2 separate regions of the Homo sapiens genome follow, and region 1 is linked to region 2. Evidence: chromatin loops called from intact Hi-C (ENCODE). Cell type or tissue: IMR-90. All regions are shown on one strand. Each heading gives the region's core, and the rest is flanking DNA. Links, peaks and the distances in the headings are about the cores only.

The links. Peaks named below come from ENCODE experiments on the same cell type or tissue, not always from the same donor. Only the 100,000 strongest peaks of a DNase experiment are listed, where the experiment ranks them.
Region 1: it touches region 2 in a loop (2.2-fold over the local background); 2 of 110 quality-filtered maps call a loop at or near these places.

The regions. Positions count from the first base shown.
Region 1 is chr9:86,267,958-86,281,476 of GRCh38, forward strand. It overlaps ISCA1 (iron-sulfur cluster assembly 1), which reads right to left. Exons shown (of 4, transcript NM_030940.4): 2 at 6,232-6,285; 3 at 4,050-4,155. LOC124902194 (a long non-coding RNA gene) reads right to left here. Exons shown (of 2, transcript XR_007061634.1): 2 at 10,260-13,496. Among named protein-coding and RNA genes, the nearest start is that of ISCA1, 7.8 kb to the right of the region's middle. In IMR-90, for the core only: no CTCF peak of the experiment used is centred there; no DNase peak of the experiment used is centred there.
Region 2 is chr9:86,033,558-86,045,367 of GRCh38, forward strand. It overlaps GOLM1 (golgi membrane protein 1), which reads right to left. Exons shown (of 10, transcript NM_016548.4): 6 at 7,182-7,311; 7 at 2,791-2,950; 8 at 1,811-2,068. Among named protein-coding and RNA genes, the nearest start is that of GOLM1, 60 kb to the right of the region's middle. RefSeq lists an enhancer at 2,353-3,288. In IMR-90, for the core only: no CTCF peak of the experiment used is centred there; DNase peaks (open chromatin) are centred at 5,994 and 7,854.

The DNA of each region.
Region 1 (13,519 bases), core at 3,430-11,429, 240 kb after region 2:
AACAAACCTATACTGCCAGTCATATAAAAGTCTAAGCATGTTCAATTATGTACACTACATAATACTTGATAATGATAATAAATGGTTATGTTACTGCTTTATGTATTTACTATACTTTTTATTGTTTAAAATTTTAGAGTGTACTTCTACTTATAAAAAAAAAAGTTAACCGTGAAACAGCCTGAGGCAGGTTCTTCAGGAGGTATCCAGAAGAAGGCATCATTATCACAGAAGATGACAACTCCATGAGTGTTACTGCCCCTGACGGCCTTCCAATGGGATGAGGGGAGGTGGTGGAAGACAGGGATATTGATGAACCTGACCCTGTGGAGGCCTAAGTTAATACGTGTGTTTTTGTCTTAGTTTTTAATTAAAATGTTTATAAAGAAAAAATTAAAAATAGAGAAAAGCTTATAGAATAAGAACGTAAAAAATTTTTGTTATTTGTACAATGTGTTTCAAAGCTAATGTTATCACAAAAGAGTCAAAAAAAAAAAAAAAAACCCCAAAGCTTACAAAGTAAAAAAGTTTCAGTAAACTAAGGTTAATTTATTATTGAAGACTAAGTGTACAAGGTTTATAAGGTCTATAGTACTACGGAGGAACGTCCTAGGCTTTCACATTCACTTATCACTCCCTACTCACTCACTGACTCACGCGGACAACTTCCAGTCCTGCAAGTTCCATGCATGGTAACTGCCACAAACAGGTGTACCATGTTTTATTTTCTTCTTCTTCTTCCTTTTTTTTTCTTTTTTTTAAGAGATGGAGGTCTCGCTATGTTGCCCAGGCTTAAGGGCAGTGGCTATTCACAGGTAAGAACACAGTGCACTATGATGTCTTTTTTTCTTTTTTGAGACAGAGTCTCACTTTTTCACCCAGGTTGGAGTGCAATGGCATGGTCTCGGCTCACTGCAACCTCCGCCTCCTGGGGTTCAAGCGATTCTCCTGCCTCAGCCTCCCAGTAGCTGGGACTACAGGCGTGTGCCACCACACCCAGTTAATTTTTTGTATTTTTAGTAGAGATGGGGTTTCACCATGTTGGCCAGGCTGGTCGTGAACTCCTGACCTCATGATCCACCCACCTCGGCCTCCCAAAGTGCTGGGATTACACAGGTGAGCCACCACGCCTGGCCAGTGCACTACATTCTTGAACTCCTACACTCAAGGAATCCTCCTGCCTCAGTCTCCTGAGTAGCTGGGACAACAGGCTTGTGTTAACACACCCGACCACATTTGATCTTTTACAAAATTTTCTTAAGCTGATAAGCAACTTCAGCAAAGTCTCAGGATACAAAATCAATGCACAAAAATCACAAGCATTCTTATACACCAATAACAGACAAACAGAGAGTCAAATCATGAGTGAACTCCCATTCACAATTGCTTCAAAGAGAATAAAATACTTAGGAATCCAACTTAAAAAGGACGTGAAGGACCTCTTCAAGGAGAACTACAAACCACTGCTCAATGAAATAAAAAAGGATACAAACAAATGGAAGAACATTCCATGCTCATGGGTAGGAAGAATCAATATCGTGAAAATGGCCATACTGCCCAAGGTAATTTATAGATTCAATGCCATCCCCATCAAGCTACCAATGACTTTCTTCACAGAATTGGAAAAAACTACTTTAAAGTTCATATGGAACCAAAAAAAAAACCCGCATCGCCAAGTCAATCCTAAGCCAAAAGAACAAAGCTGGAGGCATCACGCTACTTGACTTCAAACTATACTACAAGGCTACAGTAACCAAAACAGCATGGTACTGGTACCAAAACAGAGATATAGATCAATGGAACAGAACAGAGCCCTCAGAAATAACGCCGCATATCTACAACTATCTGATCTTTGACAAACCTGACAAAAACAAGCAATGGGGAAAGGATTCTCTATTTAATAAATGGTGCTGGGAAAACTGGCTAGCCATATGCAGAAAGCTGAAAGTGGATCCCTTCCTTACACCTTATACCAAAATTAATTCAAGATGGATTAAAGACTTAAACGTTAGACCTAAAACCATAAAAACCCTAGAAGAAAACCTAGGCATTACCATTCAGGACATAGGCATGGGAAAGGACTTCATGTCTAAAACACCAAAAGCAATGGCAACAGAAGCCAAAATTGACAAATGGGATCTAATTAAACTAAAGAGCTTCTGCACAGCAAAAGAAACTACCATCAGAGTGAACAGGCAACCTACAAAATGGGAGAAAATTTTCACAACCTACTCATCTGACAAAGGGCTAATATCCAGAATCTACAATGAACTCAAACAAATTTACAAGAAAAAAACAAACAACCCCATCAAAAAGTGGGCAAAGGACATGAACAGACACTTCTCAAAAGAAGACATTTATGCAGCCAAAAGACACATGAAAAAATGCTCGTCATCACTGGCCATCAGAGAAATGCAAATCAAAACCACAATGAGATACCATCTCACACCAGTTAGAATGGCAATCATTAAAAAGTCAGGAAACAACAGGTGCTGGAGAGGATGTGGAGAAATAGGAACACTTTTACACTGGTGGTGGGACTGTAAACTAGTTCAACCATTGTGGAAGTCAGTGTGGCGATTCCTCAGGGATCTAGAACTAGAAATACCATTTGACCCAGCCATCCCATTACTGGGTATATACCCAAAGGACTACAAATCATGCTGCTATAAAGACACATGCACACGTATGTTTACTGTGGCACTATTCACAATAGCAAAGACTTGGAACCAACCCAAATGTCCAACAGTGATAGACTGGATTAAGAAAATGTGGCACATATACACCATGGAATACTATGCAGCCATAAAAAATGATGAGTTCATGTCCTTTGTAGGGACATGGATGAAATTGGAAATCATCATTCTCAGTAAACTATCGCAAGGACAAAAAACCAAACACCACATGTTCTCACTCATAGATGGGAATTGAACAATGAGAACACATGGACACAGGAAGGGAACATCACACTCTGGGGACTGTTGTGGGGCGGGGGGAGGGGGGAGGGATAGCATTAGGAGATATACCTAATGCTAAATGATGAGTTAATGGGTGCAGCACACCAGCATGGCACATGTATACATATGTAACTAAGCTGCACATTGTGCACATGTACCCTAAAACTTAAAGTATAATAATAATAATAATAATAAAAGAAATTTCACTATACTTTTTCTTTGTTTAGGTACGTTTACACAAATACTTACCATTGTGTCAGAACTGTGCACAGTATTCAGCACAGTCACGTGCAGTACAGGTTTGTAGCCTAGGAGCAACAGGTTATATTATCTAGCTGAGGCATATGGTAGGCTCTACCATCTAGGTTTGTGTAAGTACACCCCAGGATATTTGTCCAATGTCACATTTCTCAGACCGTCTAGGTTTGTCTAAGTACACCCCAGGATATTTGTCTAACGTCACATTTCTCAGAATGTATCTCCAATGTTAAGTGATGTATGACTGTATCTGCATTATACTTACTGCTTGAGCATCCCAAATCCAAAAAGCTCCAATGAGCATTTCCTCTGAGTGTCATGTCAGCACCCACTTTTAAAGTTTTGAATTTGGGAGCATTTCAGATTTCAGATTTTTGGATTGGAATGCTCAACTCGTACTTATTTGACACAGATATAAAACTACTGCTTACACAAAAACTGTTGGTTCACTGTGAGGTTTAAGGCTGGTTCACTTTTTGGACACAACGATGATCTTTCATAGTTAAAACAAGCTTATATAATAATTTATCAATTAGTTACTAAGAGCAGTCTCTGGAAAGAATTTTACTAGGCCACTTATTATGACCTTAAACTATTTAACCCCTCTGTGCCTCAGTTTCTTCATCAGAAAAACAGGGATAATATGGTACCACCCACATTCAGCATTGTGTATAAATCAGTTAATACATGAAATTCCATCAAACAACACCTACACACACAGTGAGCATTATTTACATAATTCCTGCTACTATCCTTATTTTTTACTTTGTGCTGTGCAAGGCTAATAATTTTAGGCAAAACAATGTGCCCAAAAAATGTTTGTTAAAAACTCACCATCTTGAATAACTTCTTCATCAGAATCTCCTTTTGTCTTTGTATATTCTAGAGTATAAGAAAGGCCATTACAGCCCCTGGTTCGGACACCAACTTTTACACCTACCTGAAAAAGAAGTGAAAATATAAACTTGGTTTTAAAGTAGTACAGATTAAACAATTATACTAATAAAGTGACAGTAGCCTCCTCGTACCAAAATGGACTTTCTCTTATTTTTTGTAGGACAGGGTCTCACTATGTAGCCCAGACTGGTCTCAAACTCGTGGACTCAAATAACGCTTCCACCTCGGCCTCTCAAAGCATTGGGATTACAAGGCAGGAGCCACCCCGTCCAGCCTGGGACTTTATTTAAAATGTCTTTGCTCTACCTTGTTCTGTGAGATATCCTCTGAATGTTTCCTTATGGTTAGGATTCACCAGGGTTCATAGTCCACCATCTGGCAATCCTACCTCTACATGGGATCTGAATTATAGTGCAGACTTGTGTACAGTCTCAAATACCAGAAAGCAAAAGACTGCAGTCAATACAGACAAAAGAAGTTTAAAAAAGTGACCAAACAGCACTTTAAAAGTATCAATGTTTACATTAATGCAATTTTCAAACAGTATCTACCTAAGTTCTCTGTCTTAGAGCTGAGCTGATTTTTCATTTAAATACAGTCATCCCTTAGTATGCATGGGAAATTGGTTCCAGGACTAACTGAGTATACAAAAATCTGCAGATACTCAAGTCCCTTATGCAAATGGCACTGCATTTGTATATAACCTATATACATCTTCCCCTGTACTTTAAATAACTTCTGGAGGACTTGAATACCTGTAACAATGTAATGCTACATAAACAGTTGTTATACTGTATTGTTTAGAGAATGAAAGTCTGTACATGTTTAATACAGATGCAACCTTCTATTTTTTTCCCAAATATTTCTGACCTATGGTTGATTGAATCCACGTATGCGGAACCCACAGATACGGAGAGGTGACTGTATACAGCAAAAGTATCATAAGTACTATTTCACCAGCAGTTCCTGATTCTACAAAGCCGAATTCTTGTTTCATTAGGCCAATTTGTAGTCTACTCATCGGTCTATCCAAATTGAATCAGAACACTGATATCCTTTGAAATTTAATAATTTTAAAAGGTAGGTTTGAGAACTTCCATTACATTGTAATGTAGTAGGTTAACAACAGAAACCAGAAATCACCCCACCGTCTAATTATTAAATATTGCAATCCATTACTTGAAATGATTTACAGCATTCCATCGGCAACTAACAATGTACAATTAAGATGATACACACATCCCTAACTCAACAATTCTGTATCTAGGAATGGATCCTATGTAGGTGGACTAAGCCATGCTTACAGTTCTAGAACAATGAGCCTGGCACACTGCAGACACTAAATAGTTGCTGAATGGTGTTTGCGGCAGCACTGAATGAAAACGACCCTTTAATATGGGGACTGGTTAAAGAACTCAAACTTGTTCAATGGAATATACTCTACATGCAGCCAAGAAAGGGAGGCAGATCATTACATAATGACATGGAAAGATCTTCAAGCCATTATTAAGGGTAAAAAGCAAAGTGTAACAAAAAAATTTATGGTAGGAAGAGATATACACAGGAATAACAAGCCCAGTCTAGGCCAGTGGTTGCCCTCAGGGAGACATTTTTGGTTGTGACAACCAAAGCTTTGTGGAATCAGGAACTGCTGGTGAAATAGTACTCACCATACTTTTACTCTATACAGTCACCTCTCCGTATCGGTGGGTTCCACATATGTGGATTCTTTGGTTGAGGCAAAGAGGGGGTACTACTGGTATCTAATGGACAGAGGCCACAGATGCTGTCAAACATTCTACAATCTGCCCTAAAGTGTCAACTGTGAGGAGGCTGAGAAAATCAGGTCTAGCCGCTTCAAATGTATACATTATCCCTGGAAGGATACCAAAGAGATTGCTTCTTGGAAGGAAGAATGACGACGAAGAGTCAGGTTGAAAGAATGACTTCCTTTTAGTTAAATACCCTTTTGTATTATTTGAATTTTTTAAAAATCCTGAGTATATTTTACATTTTAAATAAAAACCCCTAAATGAAATAATACTGTATATCATGGGATAAATTCATTCTGAAAATGCAGCTTCAGTTTTTTACTGAATAATTAACTGGTTTTACTTACATGCTCAGGCTTATCTTTAAGAAGTTGTTTTATCTTGTTTACTGCTGAAGGTGTCTGAAAAAAGAAAATGATGTTTTTAGCTACAAAACTTGTTATTCAAAGCCTCATATTTATCAGTCTTCGTAAGTCTGTCTTTAGCAAATTCATGTGACAAATTTATGTTCCATTCTTGCCAGGGTACCTTATGGACTTTATATAGAAACACATAAACTATACCTAATTCAAAATATCCTCTTTATTTAAAAAAAAAATCTGCTAGCAACATCCTTTTAATCTTGCTCCTCAGTCCAGGTTGGTTCCCTGTCCTTCTCTCTATGGTGCTATTCACTCACATTACAAATGCTATTTTTCTGGGCAGCATCTATTTTGTGCACCAACTCTATGCCCAGGAACCAGCATGTTGCCTACGACAAAGAGCCAATGAAGGAATCAAGTATCTCACTGGGAAGGCCAACCTTCAGGTGTTTTTCCTGTTGATTATTAATCCTACTGCTTTTTTTTTTCTTACTCACAATCCATTTCTAATCCATCAAAATGCATAGCTTGAGGAAACAGTGTTACCAGCATAAAATAACCCAGGGTGTGCTTCTTGCACCAGTCCCACCAAATGCTCACATAGATTTTTTTCAACGTGGATTAAACCAACATCTCAGGAGATCTAGATGAACAAAACTAAGCTAGTCAATGACAGAAATAAGAACAAGGAGGAGCTGTTTCCCAGAGAAATGCTGTTTTAACATAGCTCAGCGGGCCTCAAAATGAGAAAAACATCACAGTTTGTGTGAAATAGGTCGGTGTTGCCAACCCCACTTCTTTGGGAAGGAGACTGTTCCCCGACATTCCTGGCCCACTTCCTAGCTGTGCCTCCAGGGCAGTCACCCTAAGTGGCTTCTCTGACTTCTATTCCCTTACTGGTGAAACAGGGATAACAGTTCCTCCTCCTCCTGATTCTTGTGAGGATTAAATATTTAAACTCATGGAAAGCATTCAGGACAGTGCCAGGCACAAAAATACCAAGTATTATTATGATTATGAGAGTACATCATAATGAAGACATTATGTGCGTCCTTCCTACTTTATCAGCTCCTCTAGCTGGCAGTGCTCTGCAGGCCCTCCAGTCCCTTGTACTGACATTTTACTGTACAGTAAAGTCTTTGAGACTGCTTGTGAAGTCTCAAAGTCTGGATATTACGACCTAAGACTTGGTAGTAAACTGAGGCCAGGACTGACACCTGGAAGAGCCAGCCCAATGGATGGCCCTAGAGTGTGCTCTCCTGCCCTGTCGGGGTTGGGGCTCAGCTAGATGAGCATGCTTAAACACAGTACAGACCCAGTTTAGAAGGGCATGAAAGCAATTTGGAATGTGAAGACCAACATGTCTTAAACATTTTAAATAGAAAACAATGCACTGCACTTAAAAACGTGAATGTTGTTTAGTAAAACTTTTAATTCAGTTATTAATATATAGTATCTGTGTATATACATTTCTTATTACATGTCACTGTAAAAAAACAAACCACTACCAGTAGGTGGGCCTCTAAAGGCCCATGGTTTCCCATGGTTCTGTCAGAAAAGGAGGCATGCAGTCCTCCAACGCAGGAAGTAGCACACAGGGTGGAAGGAGAAAACAGGGAAGAGCAGGATTATGGTTTTGTTTTTGTTTTTTGAGTCACAGAATACCAACTTTAAATAGTTACAGAAATAGTTATTATTTTTTAAAGTGCTCATTACCCTTCTAAAGCAGTGGTCCCAAATGTTTTTGGCATCAAGGACTGGTTTCGTGGAAGACAATTTTTCCACGGATAAGGGGAATGGTTTCTGAATGATTCAAATGCATTACATTTATTGTGCACTTTATTTCTATTATTACATTGTAATATATAATGAAATAATTATATAACTCATCAAAATATACAATCAGTGGGAGCCCTGAGCTTGTTTTTCTGCAACTAGATGGCCCCATCTAGGGGTGATGAGAGACAGTGACAGATCATCAGGCATCATTCTCATAAGGAGTGCACAAACTAGCCCCTCACACCTGCAGTTCAGACTAGGGTTTGTGCTCCTATGAGAATCTAATGCCCCTGATGATCTGACAGGAGGTGGAGCTCGCTTAGGTGGTAATGCTTGGCTTGCCTGCTGCTCTCACCTCCTGCTGTGAGGCCCTGTTCCTAACAGGCCATGGACCAGTACCAGTCTGTAGCGCAGGGACTGGGGACCCCTGTTCTAAGTGATTGTCAATAAAAGCTAGCTTTCTTATCAACCACATGTAAATTTTCACCATATTTTCCTATGTGCATGCTGAAGAAATTAATCACTTACTGTCAAATAAAAATAGCTTTCTGTAAGTTTATTTTAAAAAGGCATAGCCTGGCTGGGCCTGGTGCCTCATGCCTATATTCCCAACACTTTGGGAGGCCGAGGTGGAAGTATCACTTGAGGTCAGCCAAGGTGGAAGGATCACTTGAAGTCAGGAGTTTGAGACCAGCCTGGCCAACATGGTGAAACCCCGTCTCTATTAAAAATACAAACATTAGCTGAGGATGATGGCATGCGCCTGTAATCCCAGCTACTCCGGAGGCTGACGCATGAGAATCGCTTGAACCCAGGAGGCGGAGGCTGCAGTAAGCCGAGATCATGCCACTGCACTCCAGCCTGGGAAACAGAGTGAGACTCTGTCTCAAAAAAAAAAAAAAAAAAAAAAAAAAGGCATAGCCATGGAAAATATCCGCGGGAACTAAAATCTGAAACGTGGTCTTGGTTTAATCTGAGTGGATCAAAGGCACAGATGGGCACACCACTGCATGATCTAAACAAAACAAATGTGTCTGTCACACTACTCCGTTTACCAGCCCCAAATATATAATTTTTTTTATCTCCAAGTGGTTTTCTAAATTATCTAATTTGGTTTTACAAAGTCATCTATTTTCTTATTTTCTCAACTTTTAGCAGGAAACACTTAAATACAGTAAATGAAAGCAATTCGTGGGGATTGGTCTACTTATCACCAAGTTGCTGATGTTCACATCTCATACTGAAGGACTCTTTAAGGGAAAAGTAACATTCAACAGGAACCTGTGTGCCTGGGAAGCTGCTGTTACAGGAACTAAAATATGTCTTAATTTTCCTGTGCCAGGCCAAAACCAAACCTACTCCACTGGGAGGGTGTTACTAATGATGGACAACCCAGGTCAGTACTCAACCAAGGGAAAAGGTTCTTAGAACTTTCAAAGTGACTGATCTGATTTTCAGAACAAGGGAGAGTGGTTAAAAGGGAAGAGTTGGGACTTAAAAAAAATCGAGCTATAAGAGGTACTTTTTGTGTCTCAGTACCAGGGAGAGGCTAAGAATCCTACCCTGCTTTAAGTCTACATACTCTGGCAACTTTGTGCTTAGGTAAAATTCATGTGAGAAACAGCATAAAATCTTCAACTACACAGCATGCTGCAGGGCCTAGCAGCCTGCCAGTACCAGTGCACTTCCCAGAACAACTAAGAAACATGTAATTCTCAAGAAATTTATGTACTATTAATGAATATAGCTTACCTGAGATTTGGCCCATGTTTTAAAATTTAAGAGCTTCCTGAAGCCCACTAAAATATGATGGTTTTTACTCACATGCAAATCACAGGAATATGACTTTTAAAGTGAGAGGTTATCTTTGAGGTAAGGTATTTTGGCCTAATTGAAAAATAAATATATTTCCAAGATGTTTCCGCTGTTAAAATTAAGGGAAAAGGCATTGTAGATGAATGTTTTATCACTACTTCATAGCAACACGCTTTCTAATCCTTGTAGGAGAAACTTTTCATTCTCAATCCTGTATTTCTTTAAGTAACTCCCCAGGCAATTTTCATTTTTTGCTGTTTAAGAAAATTAAATTAAATTCAAAGCTAAAGTTAACTCTGTGATTATGCATACTAAACATGTGCCAACAACTACAACTTAATTTCTCTACAAACATGGCATTTTAATGTCAACATATCAATTTTCTGGGGGAACAAAAGATGGTAAATAAATAGAGCCAGTGAACAAGTACAGTGTATTTTATTAAAATCATTCTTTAACAGCCATGGCTGGCATTAGAGTGTCAAAATAAGAAAAGACAAAAGCATTCTCTTTTGTCTTTTCTTATTTGTGTATATGTGTATATACACATCCAAAATACATATAATATACAAATATATATTTGTAGGCCAGGTGTGGTGGCTCATGCCTGTAATGCCAGCACTTTGGGAGGCCAAGGTGGGAGGACGGCTTGAGGCCAGGAGTTTGAGACCAGCCTGTGCAACAGAGCAAGACCCTGTCTCTACAATAAATTAAAAAAAAAAAATTAGCAGTCAAGGTGACATGTGCCTGTAGTCCCAGTTACTTGGGAGGCTGAGGTGAAAGGATTGCTTGAGCCCAGGAGTTTGAAGCTGCAGTAAGCCATGATCATGCCACTGCATATGAGCCTGGGTGACAGAGGAAGATCCTGTCTCTAAAAAGAAAAAGGTTTGTAATCATGGCATATATACATAATTTTGCAGCCTCCATTGAAACAATTTAACAAATTATTTTTTCATTTGATACATGGTAATAAACATATATTCACCATTTACTGAGCACCTTCTAAGTGTTTAATGGTTTAAACGTAACATCTTTTTATTCCTGCCATTGTGATTTAGGTATTAAAGATTAAATAATTTGCACAGCATAAGTCAAAGAATGAAGATTTATAACGCTGAAACTTAAAAAAAACCATAATTTACAATGACTACATCCTTCACCAACAGGATCTACTCTCACGTACTTAACCGTTCTTTCACTGTTAGACTGCTAGGCTACTTCCAGTGCTTCTTGTGTAGTATTTCCTAAACTGCCTTCGTATAGAAATCTTAGTGCTTGGTCACTGTTCAAAAGGACTTCTGGTTCTAGTCCAATGAACTAACACACAGTTCCTTACTGAGCATTAAGCATTTCCTAGCTTCTCAACTGGACTCCAATAGAAAGTTAAGCCCTAAGGCACCTTCCGTACACAATGAATTCATCAAGAATGATAGTGGCTGTGCACCATCATTCTCTCATAGAACTTGGTTGAGTTTTAATGCACAGCTGTGATCCACCCCAGTCCTACAAATTAGAGTTGCTCTGACTTGTACAATGATGGAAATAAATCTGTCTGCAAGCAGGGCACTATTTACTCTTCAGATTCTTTAATCACATCTGGCTCCTGCAAGTTCAATTCCACTTGTCAATTTCTAGATATGTAGGGAAATAGGGAAGATGTAGATAATCTGATAATGACAGCATTGAACTGTGTTATATTATCAGTTACTTTTCCTAGCCTTTTGTTGACATCTGGTAGACTCCACACATATAGCACTTTTCAAATGTTGCAACATGTCAAATTCCTAACATCAAAATTTATATATCCAGGTAACATTTATCCCTTCCAATCAGTTTTACTGAATTAGGTATACTTGTGTTTGCTCTTATCTGTCTCTACTTATTAGACCCAAGTAACATTTACCTCTTCCAATCAGTTTTACTGAATTACGTATACTTTTGTTTGCTCTCTTATCTGTCTCCATTCATTAGGCCTTTGACGGCATCACTACTTTTGCACTTGACGATACATGCTGATGATAAACTAAGCACAAAGAGCAATACATGCCATAGTGTCCTGACTAGGGCACGAATGCTGGAACTAAAATGACTGCAAGCCCACCAACACAGGCTGTGTGGAAAACAGCATTGATGTGCCTTCTCTCTGGTACAGCTTCTGAGAAGCTTCTAAAGTCAGCCATACTTAAGTAGGACAACAGAGTACAGACAGTAGACTCCTGCAAGTTAATCAAAACAGCTGAGTCAGGCAACATGGATACCTTGAGAACTGCTATGATAACATGTACTGAAGCAGAGGGGAGCAAGTGTGGAGAGAGACCAAGCCTGAGAATGTGCAGTGCTATTACTCCTAGTAAGAGGTGGCAAAGGCTTGGCCTGCGACTGTGCCCCGTAGGCTGGGAACTGTATAACTCATTCATTTGTCTTGAAACACAGCAGATCTTGATAAATGTCTGCTGAATGACTAGGAATGGAGAGAAAGGGACTGACATAGAAATTCTGAAGGAAGGGCAAGGCACGGTGGCTCATGCCTGTGATCCCAGCACTTTGGGAGGCTGAGACGAGTGGATCACGAGGTCAGGAGTCCAAGACCAGCCTGGTGAAGATGGTGAAACCCCATCTCTACTAAAAATACAAAAATAAATAAATAAATAAGCTGGGCATGGTGGTGGGCGTCTGTAATCCCAGCTACTCAGGAGGCTGAGGCAGAGAGTTGCTTGAACTCAGTAGGCAGAGGCTGCAGTGAGCTGAGATCACGCCACTGCACTCCAGCCTGGGCAACCCAGCGAAACCCTGTCTCAAAAAAAAAAAAAAAAAAAAGAAATTCTGAAGGAAGAGGTAACATGTCAAATGGTGATGGAGAAAGACATCAGGGACCAGGCATGGTGGCTCACACCTGTAATCCCTGCACACTGGGAGCCTGAGGCAGTGGACTGCTTGAGCCCAGGAGTTCGAGACCAGCCTGGGCAACCCAGGGAGACCCTAGGTGCATGCATGACGGTGCACACCGGTGGTCCCAGCGACTTGGGAGCCTGAGGTGGGAGGATCGCTTGGGCCCAGGAGGTTGACGCTGCAGTGTGCCATGATTGCACCACTGAACTACAGCCTGGGAGATAGAGTGAGACCCTGTCTCCAAAAACAAAACAAACAAAAACAAACAAACAAACAAAAAACAAAAAACAAAAAACCCAGTTAATAGGGTTGCTAAAAAGCAAAAAAGAAAAGGCAAAAACTGTTCCTGAACCTTCTGGCTCTTCCTGGATCTACCATTACCAGTGGAAGAATTCTGAATAATTCTTACTGAGATTGAAAGAGACACAAAGAATGAGTTGTGCCCTCTAGTTCTTAAAACCTTGTTTAATTCTACATCCCACGGTGTATGAAAATAAGCTTGCTCCTACAGAAAAGAGGTAATATAGAATGATACATAATCAGTACACTAGTAGTACCATATATAATCAGGGTAATATCAAAGGCCTAAAAAATTGATTATAAAAATAAATTCTCTCACCTGATCACAATTTTCTTCTACTTTGCTACAAACTTATTTTCTGGTAATAGGCCCTTTTGGCATTAGATGCAACAGAATCGATGAGTCAATTTAAATCGTTTTTTTTCCCAGTCTCTAAGCGAATGGTTGCATAAAGTCGTCTCCTTCACTAAAAGGGGAGTGTATGTAGGA
Region 2 (11,810 bases), core at 2,256-10,255:
GCACATGCATTATGTGTACTCCACTTGGACTCGGAATCTACAGACAGCATGGCCCTAAATACAAGGGTGCATTCTAGGCAGAACATGGAGAAACTAACAACCCAAATCTCAATTTTTTAAAGAGATAATCAACTCAAGATAAAAGAAAGGTGCCACTGTTTTAGGAAGGAACGGATATCTACAGCTAATGACAGCATCTCCTTAGAATGGAGAGAGGAAATGGAGCTGCCACTGTGAGACACGTGAGAAGGTGTCCCTCATACTTAGAGCATGAGAGCACCCATTACTCTATTCTTCCCTGGAGTGGGCAGCAGCCAGAGAAGATGAGGACAAAAGGCTTTCAAGAGACCTACTCAAAGGGTTTAACTTACATATTTTATATGTGTATGCAGGCTGGTAAACAAAATCTTTTTTTTTTTTTTTTTGAGATGGAGTCTCACTCTGTCGCCCAGGCTGGAGTGCGGTGGCGTAATCTCGGCTCACTGCAACCTCCGCCTCCGGGGTTCAAGCGATTCTCCTGCCTCAGCCTCCCGAGTGGCTGGGATTACAGGCACGTGCTGCCATGCCCAGCTAATTTTTGTATTTTTAGAAGAGATGGGGTTTCACCATATTGGCCAGGATGGTCTTGAACTCCTGACCTCATGATCCGCCCACCTCGGCCTCTCAAAGTGCTGGGATTACAGGCATGAGCCACTGCGCCCGGCCAAACAAAATCTTTTTTAAAAGTGCACACCTGGAAAAGCAGCTCTAGTCTCTTTCTCTGGCTCACTGCCTGGGGTGGAAACTGCACAGGCCTATGTGTCCACCGCGTTTCTTCAAATGAGGTCACCACACCTGCATCTAGAAGCAGGTGCATCCTGCAGGCACTGTGGCATCTCAGGCCCACCTTTGTTACGCTTTGTGACCAGCCGCTGAGGGGTCTGACACTGGAGCGCCACAGGCTGAGCGAGCCAGTGAGATCTCCCCGCCTCACACACCACAAGCATCTTCTTGCTGGGTGAGCACGGAACACAAGGACAGAGCAGGGATACTTAGGGGGAGGCTGACAAAATCCAATTCTTTAACTGGAACTTGGAAGGACACGTTCTTCAGTAAGACACTGAAGTGAAAATTAGATTTAAATGGAATCAAGGTAACTTCTGCAAATAAGTGTATTCTCCAACTTCTGTGACTTGGTCCACCCCAGAGCGCAGGTGTCATGTCCTCAGAAGTGTTCCTGGCTCAGGTGGGAAGGACATTTTCCATATCTGAAGGGACTGAAATACATCCTGGAATAGTCGGTTGATCTCCAATTCCTACCCTTTATTTCTTTAAAAAGAAAAGAGTCAACCAAACCAAAAAGGAGTGATTCACATGTCATTTTTTCTCAATGTTCACATATGCATTAACCTTCATCTACCCAATATTCCTTCCTTCCTTCCTTCATTCATTCACTAGGCACTGATTGTCTAAATGGCACCAGACACTGCACGACGGTGGACATACAAAAATGGGGCATGTGGCCTGCCTGCCAGGAGGGGGCGTCCACTTGATGCTAAGCACCCATCTGCAGGCCATCCACTTGCAAGGTCCCCTCGACTCCCTGCCAATATTGCATCTAAAACCTCGAGTTCTAGAGCATATGCTGCTCTTCCTTCCTGCCTCCCTCTTGATAACGAATAAGAAACCTTCAAACGAAAAGGAATTGGCAAATTGTGGACTGCTGTTTGGTAAAATTCAGGGTGATATGTTGGTGCTGGGAAGGACATGGAGGTGGGCTGGGTGTCTGGTGGAAGGGAGTCCACAGCGGCCCCCGAAACTTCACACCCACCTTCCCCGGCAGCTTCCTGCTCCTCCTCCTGTCCGTCGGGGATGACAAGCTGGTCTCGCTCAGGGCCCTCCATCTCTGGATTTTCCTGGCTCACTGACAGGGCAGCCTGCACCTGTGGGGTCTGGCCCAGTTCTCCGGCTCCCCCGAAGCCTCTTCCACCTACAGGTCTGTCTTCCACCACCTGCTCCCGGCCTGGCTCCTGCGGCAGCCTGTCCCTCTGAGGCTCCTCATTCACCACCTGGATCTCATTGGTTTCCTCTGTGCACAGAACACAGTTAGCTGTGACCTTGCCAGCATTTGATTTAAAAAAAAAAAAAAAAAAAAAAGCAAAACCTGGTGCCACTCAATTCCCAGAGCCTTCCCAAGGAGTGGGGGTGGGGTGGGCTGCACACAGGAGAACAACCAGGTAGCTCCTTTTGTGACCTCAGCCACAGACTGCAGGCCTTTCTGTGCCTGCAGCTCATCGTCAGAACCGCGACAAAGGGAAAAGTAGCTTACCAAAAAAAAAAACAAAACAAAAAAAAAAAAACACCTGGACTAAATTACCTTGACAAGGTACAAAGGGAAAAGGGTATCCTGCTGAGTGACCTGATCATCGGGTCCGCTGGAGCAAGCACTTGGGAGCCAGGGCAGGCAGGCCCACCCAGGGCTTGCTCACAGACACAGCAGCCTCCTGGTTCCCAGTGTCTGGGGCTCAGCCGCCTCCCCCGAGTCCCACAAGCCCACCAATGTCCTGCATAAAGGTGCAGCCTGGGCCTTTCTCTACACAGCTGCCCAGGAACAAGGCACTTCGTTTACAAGGAGGAGACATCTGTCAGAGAAGCCCCAAAGCCCCAATTCCAGGGGCCCAGAGAGACACGTCCCTGCTCCTGGCTGCGCCGCTGCCGGGTTCACTGACTGCCTCAGCAGCTCGCTGGGACTGCTTCCTCTGATGGGGCTCTGGAGAGCTGGGAACAGGGCAACTGCTGGGCTCTGCTTACCTTTCTCAACTTGTCTCTTTGAATCCAAAACCACTTCGGAACTGGGGGCTGGTGTCTGGGACTTGCTGTTACCAAGCACGTTTCCCTTCCCTTGTGGCACCTCTGTGTGTGGCAGGCCTGCTGCCTGCAGCCTGGGCTGAGGCTCACTGAGGGCTTGGAGCTGAAACAGAAGCACAGGACAGCCAGCCAGGGCAGGGCTCTGTGAACAGAAGCCGTAAAAGAATCCTACCAATGCAATGAATCCCACCAATCCCACCACCATATCCTTCCAACCAAGACCCCGAGAAACGCCACAGTCTACTCTGGTCACGCCCTGGTCATGTGGCGTAAATCAGAAGACAAGAGGTTGAGTCAAGGTCTCCCAGAAAGTACTGTCAATACAGAATAAAACTGGGCAGTGATTCTGCTGAGAGGAAGCATTTACGGAATAATAAAATACCTAGGCGGAAGATCAACAACAAAAAAGACATGAACGACACAATACTCCTTGACGAAACAAACATCTGCAGAACCCTCAGCCTAGCAAGGGCAAACACACCTGCTTCTCAGGCACACACACAATATTTTCCAGGATGGACAAATGGCAGGCCACAAAGCAAGCCTCCATACACTTAAATATTTAACTAAAATCACACAAAGTAAATTAATAGAAATGGAATGGATTATAAATCAATAACAGGATGAAACTTATGACATTTGCAAATATTTGGAAATTAAACAACACACTCCTAAATAACCAGTGAGTCCAACAATAAACCACAACACAAATTAGAAAATGCTTGGACAGCCAGGCGCGGTGGCGCACACCTGTAATCCCAGCACTTTGGGAGGCCGAGGCAGGCAGATCACCAGAGGTCAGAAGTTTGAGACCAGCCTTGCCAACATGGTGAAACCCCATCTCTACTAAAAATACAAAAATTAGCCAGGTGTGGTGGCAGGCACCTGTGATTCCAGCTACTTGGGAGGTGAGGCAAGGAGGTGATTTCCAGCTGAGGCAGGAAAATCGCTTGAACCTGGGAGGTGGAGGTTGCAGTGAGCCAAGATCATGCCATTGCATTCCAGCCTGGGGCGACAGAGCGAGACTGTCTCTCAAAAAAAAAAAAAAAAAAAAGAAAATGCTTTGCCACAAAACAAAAACACAGCATACCAAAACTTATGGGAAGCAGCTCCAGCAGTGCTTAGAAGAAATGTACACCTTCAAGCATCTGTATTAGAAGACTTCCAGTTTTCTGTTCCTCACGTGAGAAGCTTAAAAGTCACCACTTAGTCCTAACAAGTAAAAAACTAAACAGACTGAAAAGTTATCAGCTCTTCTTGGATCCATAGGAGAGGTGAGGACAGAGTGTAAATCACTGTCCTTAAGCCTGGAGACAGACAGCCCAATACAGAGAGTCCCGGCTCACCAGGACAGGCTTGGGCAGACATCACCACGGGAACTGGTGTCAGGGTGGGAGAGCCTGACCCTGTCATTTATGAACTGTTTGAGGCTCAGTGTGGATGAGTCTGAGAGTTAAAAACCTGCCCCAGCCAGGCGTGGTGGCTAATGCCTGTAATGCCAGTACTTTGGGAGGCTGAGACGGGCTGATCACCTGAGGTCGGGAGTTCAAGACCAGCTTGACCAACATGGAGAAACCCCGATATACTAAAAAATACAAAATTAGCCAGGTGTGGTAGCGCATGCCTGTAATCCCAGCTACTCGGGAGGCTGAGGCAGGAGAATTGCTTCAACCCGGGAGGCAGAGGTTGTGGTGAGCCAAGATTGCGCCATTGCACTCCAGCCTGGGCGATAAAAGCAAAACTCCAACACCAAAAGAAAAAAAAAAAAAAGAAAAAGAAAAAACCTGCCCCAGTCATAAGGGACTCCCATACTTATGAGTTTTACCCCTAGGAGCTCAACCAGGCTCTCAGTGAATATTAGAGAAAGGCTCTCAGTGAACATCAGAGAAAAATCGGCTTGTGCTTCCAGCAGTGTGGCGGGGAAAGGAACCATTCTGAAACAGGCCAGAGTGCTCTATTCTCCTTAACCAGGCCGGCCCTCACGAGGAGCGCATTACCCAGAGCTCCTGCGGGCATATTATCTGAGCCTAACTGACCTGGGGGAATGAAACACCCAACTCCAGTAAGCTCTAGACTTCCACGTGGGAGAAGGAAGCTACTCAACTCCAGCCCATTCCAGCCACTTTGTCCCACTGGGGTAGGGAGTGGGTACTGAAGAGAAGCATAGGGGACATTCACAGCCAAGGGACTCAGGCTCACTAAAACACTCAGGCTCACTAAAAACCCTCATACTTACAGCACACTGATTTCTGACAAAGGTGCCAAGACAATTCAGTGGGGGAAAAGCAGTCTTTCTTTCAACAAGTGATTACTGAGACAACTTGATAACCGCACACACACAAGAATGAAGTGGGAGCTCTACCTCACACCATATGCAATAATTAAATTAACTGAAAATGAATCACAGGCTTAAACGTAAGAACTAAGAACGATAAAACTCTGAGAAGAAAATGTAACAGTAAATCTTCAAGATCTTGGGTCAGGCAAAGTGTTACTAGATATAATACCAAGAACACACAACAAAAGAAAAAATAAATAAAATGGGGATTTTGTCAAAATTAAGAACTTCTGTGCTTCAACTAAACACCAGCAAGAAAGTGAAAAACCCCACAGAATTGGGAAAAAAAACTTGCAAATCATATATCCATTATCATATATCTTTAATAAAATAGATTTTAAAAACTCTTACAATTCAATAATAAAAATAACTCAATTAAAAAATGAGCAAAGGACCCAAATAGACATTTCTTCAAAGAAGATATACAAATGGCCAATGAAACATGTGAAAAGATGCTGAATATCATCAGGGATATCACAGTTATTAGGGAAATGCAAACCCAAACAACGAGCTGCCACTCCACACCTGCTAGGAAGGGTATCATGAAAAAGGTAGTATCAAGAGTTGGCAAGGATGTGAAGAAACTGGAGCCCTCATAAACTACTGGTGGCAGTCGAAAATGGTATGGCCACTTTGGAAGAAGTCTGGGAGTTCCTCAATAGGTTAAATATAGATTACCATATAACCCAGCAGTTCCACTCCTAGGTATTAACCAAGAGAAATGAAAACATATGACCACACAAAAGCTTCATGTTCATACGGCATTATTCATAATAGCCAAAACATGGAAACACTCCAAATGCCCATCAACTGATGATGAATAATCCACATGTGGTCTATCCACAGGATGGATTAATCAGCCATTAAAGGGAATGCAGTACAGACACATGCTGCAACCCCGATGAGCCCTGAGGTATTCATACTCAGTCAAAGATACCAGACAGTCCGGGCGTGGTGGCTCACGCCTGTAATCCCAGCACTTTGGGAGGCCGAGGTGGGTGGATCACTTGAGGTCAGCCGTTCAAGACCAGCCTGGCCAACATGATGAAACCCCGTCTCTACTAAAAATACAAAAATTAGCCAGGTGTGGTGGTGGGTGCCTGTAATCCCAGCTACTCGGGAGGCTGAGGCAGGAGAATCGCTTGAACCTGGGAGGCAGAGGCTGCAGTGAGCTGAGATCGCGCCACTGCACTCTGGCCTGGGTGAGAGAGCGAGATGCCCTCTCAAAAAAAAAAAAAAAAAGTCAGACACAAAAGGCCACACATATATGATTCTATTGACAGGAAATTGTCCAGATTAGGCAAATCAAGAGACACAAAGTACATTAGCAGTTGGCTGTCTAGGGCTGTGGGGACTGAAGAGAGAACTAAGGGATACACGGTTTCTTTTGTGCCAATAAAAATGTTCTGAAATTGACTGTGGTGATGGCTGCATAACTTTGTGAATATACTCAGAACCCATGAATTGTAAATTTTCTATGGGTGAATCATAGGGAATGCAAATTATATCTTAATAAAGCTGCTATATTTTTAAAAAACTACTCAAAGATCACCCAGAAGGCTTCAAGCAGCAGCTTCGTGGGCTGTGCTCTGCACAGGAGGTGGAATGACAGCACGAGACATGGAGTCGGCCAGACCTGAGGTCTTGATGGGCTCTACCACTGACCAGGTGGTGTGACACTGGCCACAGAACTTAACCCCTCCCATGGGGCTGGGGTCCTCAAGTCAGGAAAACAGCAACTCTCTCCCAGGCTGGCTGCGAGCTTTAAATACGATAATTCCCGTAAAGCCCTGAGCTTGTGAAGCGGGGCTGGAGGTCAGAACCCTTGGTTAGGGTCCAGTCATCCCAGTACCAGGTTCTGCTCTGTTATATCTCAGGGAGCCAAGCCCGCAAAGGAGGGCAGAATCCAGAGAAAGCCAGGCGGCACATAAAAGAAACAAAATGCCTGAAGATAGGGGTACCTTCTAGAAACTCTTGGCAAAAATTCCCCAGTTACCTGCTGTCTCTGGTCGTTGTTTTCACTCAGGTCTCTGGAAGCTACAGCTTCATTCCCCTTTTTGGTGACCTCTTCTATTCGCTCCTCACACTGTTCCTTCACCTCCTTCATCTGATTGATGCACTGGCTCCTTTGGTGAAAGAAAGCAAAGGAAGGGCCTGACGTCTATGACTGTGTCTCTGCTGGACGGTGACATCCACTTCCATAAGAGACACAGACCCTCTTCCTGCTTCAGGCACTTCATCTGAAGAGGGCACTTAAGACAGGGCAACACGGGTGTGTGTTCAACAATTAAATGACCAAAAGAAACACACTAAAAATCATCATCCCATTGTTCTAAAACAGTGAACTTTACTGATTAGGCAGAAAATTTTTTTTTAACATACAATCTGTAGAATAATAAAAAAAATATGTATTGGTCTTTGTCCCTGGCTACTGGCACAGAGCTCTTAAAAGCCTTGGAAGTTCCTGAGTGGATATCTGGCGATTCACAAGCCCCTCTGGACCATACTTGAGTTTATACTAATAAGGGGGTCTTGGAGGTGGGGAAGGATGGGCGTCAGATAGTTTCAGGACAGAGGCTGACTGCCAGAGGAACTAGCCACATGACTGGAAAGTTGGAACTTTCAGCTCCACCTCCTCCAGGGAAGGGAGGAGTGGAGATTGAGTTCAACCCTGTGGCCGATGGTGTAATCAATCATGCCTACATAAAACACTCAGACAAACTCCGGACCAGAAGGCTTGGGGAGCTTTCTGGCTGGGGAGCCTAACGATGCACTGGATGGGGGCGGCTGACTCCACAGGGCAGCCGTTCCTGTCTCCCCCCGGCGCCTGCCCTCACCTTAGGACTCTACCACTGGGCTGTTCTGTAAAAGTCAAAACAGCTTTCCTGAATCATGTGACAGTCATCCTGGCAAATTATCAAACTGAGGGGGTGGCGGGTAACCCTAAAGCTGTAGCCAGCCAGGCAGAAGTGAGGGTGGCTAGGGGACACATCAAGACTTGTGGCTGGCATCTGAGGTGGGAGCAGTAGTATGGGAGGGAGCCCCTTAACCTAGGGGGTCTGTGCTAAGTGGGTAGTATCAAAACTTGAACTGGGGCCAGGCGCAGTGGCTCACGCCTGTAATCCCAGCACTTTGGGAGGCTGAGGCGGTGGATCACGAGGTCAGGAGATGGAGAGCATCCTGGCTAACACGGTGAAACCCTGTCTCTATTAAAAACACAAAAAATTGGCTGGGCATGGTGGCGGGCTCCTGTAGTCCCAGCTACTCGGGAGGCTGAGGCAGGAGAATGGCGTGAACCCGGGAGGCGGAGCTTGCAGTGAGCCGAGATCGCGCCACTGCACTCCAGCCTGGGCGACAGAGCGAGACTCCGTCTCAAAAAAAACAAAACAAAACTTGAACTGGAGGACACTCGGTTGAATTGCTATTGCATTGCTTCAGCTTGCTGCCTGGATTTATTTTAAGAGTATTTTGACAAGTGCCAGAGCTATGAAGTAATTAAGAGAATTACCCACTCGTTTTGCAAATAAGAATACTAAGGGGTGACATGGTTGTCTGGCATGGACCAGGGTCAGAGGGAGGTGGAAACTGAAGCCAGACTCCAGGGCTCCTTACTGTTGTGCCCTCTCCACCACACAGCTCACCTTTTCTGAGTTGCAGGCATTTCAGAGCCAAATGTGAGTGAGTACTACATCAACCTCTGACTCTTGGAATATACCCTTGAGTTCAAAGCACCACTGGGTCACAATGTACCACACACAGAGAAGGGAACCAGGTGCTATGGAAATAATGCAGTGCCGAGTTCCTGACCTTGAACAGCTGACAGATCAGGTGAAAATTTCATTTAAATACAATTCTCACAAATATACAAGCCACAGGTGGTAGATTAGTGCACAGGAGCTGAAACATAGCGAACAAAAAGCTGTCTGTATACTGTAGAACTAAATGAGCAGGTCGTTTGCTATCCCTGAACCTTTAAACCTGCAAAAGGGAAGTACTGATTGCACCTGCTCCCAGCCCTGCTAAAATCAAGTACGAAGAGCCTTTATCTCACAGCCTTGCAGATCAACTGGGGCTTTCCATGTTCCAACTTGAGAGCCAGGAACAAACTACCTCCATCCTCAATTCTGAGACAAAGGTCATGCAGATTGTGACAGTGTTTCTTCCTGAGGACTTAGGTTGGCTTTTTCTTACATGTAAGTGGCAAATATTCCAGCACTAACTGGAGCTAAATTGGAGAGGAATACAGGACTTGGCCACTAGTGATTATTCTAACTGGTGCAATTGATGGCCAGAGTACCACTGATGGAATGTGTTCAAGTACAAGGATCTATCAGGGCAGGTGATCCCATCACCCAGGGCACCGACCATCACTGTATTACTTTATATGCCAGTGTCAACATTGGAAACTGTCTCCTCATAGCAGGGAGATGAGATGGCGAGCGGTTCATCTCATGTGCTGACTCCAGGTGCTTCAGGGAGAAAGAACGCAAGGCTATTTTCGGATGGAGTGCAGTGATTGCTTAGTGATGCCTGCCACAGGTGTAGGAGAGTAAAAAGTGGGATGTGTGCTGACTGATTCAAACGGAAAGAACACTACCTTGTACATCAGGAAACCTGGCCTCTCCATCAGCTTTTGTGTTCTCGGCACTGCCTTCTATAGAAGGATTAGACCAGACAGGATGTTTTAAGGGAGGGCGTGCAGATATGTTTCAGAGGCCCATATAATTTGCACAAATTGCACACTTTAGGCAGGTGTCCATTTATAAGTTTGCTAACAAAGTGTTCGTACTTTTTATCAGATTCTCTAAAAGGGCCTATAATCCAAAGAAAGTGAAGAATAACTAGCTTTTTTTTGCTTCCAACACTCCACGAACATTATCCCTGGGAAGCACTGCATATCTGGTACACGGCCTTGGGCACAAGTAGTGAAATAGGCACAGTCAGCCAGAAAGAGCTTTCAATCTAGGTATCAACCTGCCAGGAGCAAAAGGAGTGCATCCTACATGTGTCTCCAGCCCAGCTCAGAGGTGTCCACCCATCGCCTCGGCCCAAGCTTTCCTACATGGGGAGCAGAGATTCCTTCCCTGTCACTGGATCCTGACTGATTGCCAGCTAGGTCAAAACCTTCTCGGCCAACATTTATCAAGTGAGGCCATTTATGGCTTTTTGTGTTTCAATCTATATGAGGGAAATATTTGCATTAAGGTTTCTTTAAGGATGAATAATAAGACTGAGGTACTTCATTTCTGTCTAAATGCAATTCTTTAATTATGAGCCTAACTCAAGGTTTCTCAACCTTAGCACTGTATATGTTTTAGGCCAGATAAAACGTGACTGTGGGAAGCTGTCTTGTGGATTATAGGATGTTTAGCAGTGTCCCTGACCTCTACCCACTAGATGCCAGTAGCAGCCTCCTTGTAAGCCATGACAGACAAAAATGTCTCCAAACATTGCCAAAGGCCTACTGGGGACAAGACTGCCCCCACGTGAGAACCACTGGCATAGCTGAATAAGATTCCACACACAAGTGACAATCACATTTCCCTTCTATTGACTGGCTGCTCATGTCCTCTACAGAGACGTGTACTTGGGGCTTCATGTTTTCAGTTGTATGTGGTTATAAAGTTAGTAGGAAGATATTACGGCAGGTGGACAATGTTTTGGAGGAACATGGAAATGCCGAAGAACGCAATGCACGTGAGGCAACTGATTCTCCCAGGTTGCTGGTGACCACACAGATGGCTCAAATCCTTTCAGAATGCAATTTGACAATTCACACCCAGCAACAAGCTAAACTACAGATGAGCCTTTTAGAAGGAAATAATCCAAAATGGTAATTTTTAAGACAATTAGGAGCTATACGGATGTTTTAAATATAATGCAAGTAATGTAATTTTTTAAATTTAAAAATTAAAAAATAAGAGGCTGGCCGGGCACAGTAGCTCACACCTGTAATCCCAGCACTTTGAGAGGCGAAGACGAGCAGATCACTTGAGGTCAGGTGTGCGAGACCAGCCTAGCCAACAAGGTGAAACCCCATCTCTACTAAAAATACAAAAATTAACCAGGTGTGGTGGCACGTGCCCATAATCCCAGCTACTCGGGAGGCTGAGGCAGGAGAATCACTTGAACCAGGGAGGCAGAGGTTGCAGTGAGCTGAGATCGTACCACTGCACTCTAGCCTGGGAAACGAGCTGTGAAACTCCATCTCAAAAAAAAAAGAGGCTATAGCTAATGTGTTGTCATTATTTAGGAGACAAATTATGGCAATGGATATTTTTATCCTTAAAATCCCTTTTATCATCGCATGTCTATCTAATTTTACTTTTATAAATAAAATTTTTGTGGCTGGGTGCGGTGACTCATGCGTGTAATCCCAGCACTTTGGGAGGCTGAGGCAGGCAGATCATGAGGTCAGGAGTTTGAGACCAGCCTGACCAATGACAGGGTTTTAGTAGAAACCCCGGGCGTGGTGGTGGGCGCCTGTAGTCCCAGCTACTCAGGAGGCTGAGGCTGGAGAACTGCTTGAACCTGGGAGGCAGAGGTTGCAGTGAGCTGAGATTGCACCGCTGCACTCCAGCCTGGGTGACAGAGCAAGACTCTGTTTCAAAAAATAAAATAAAAT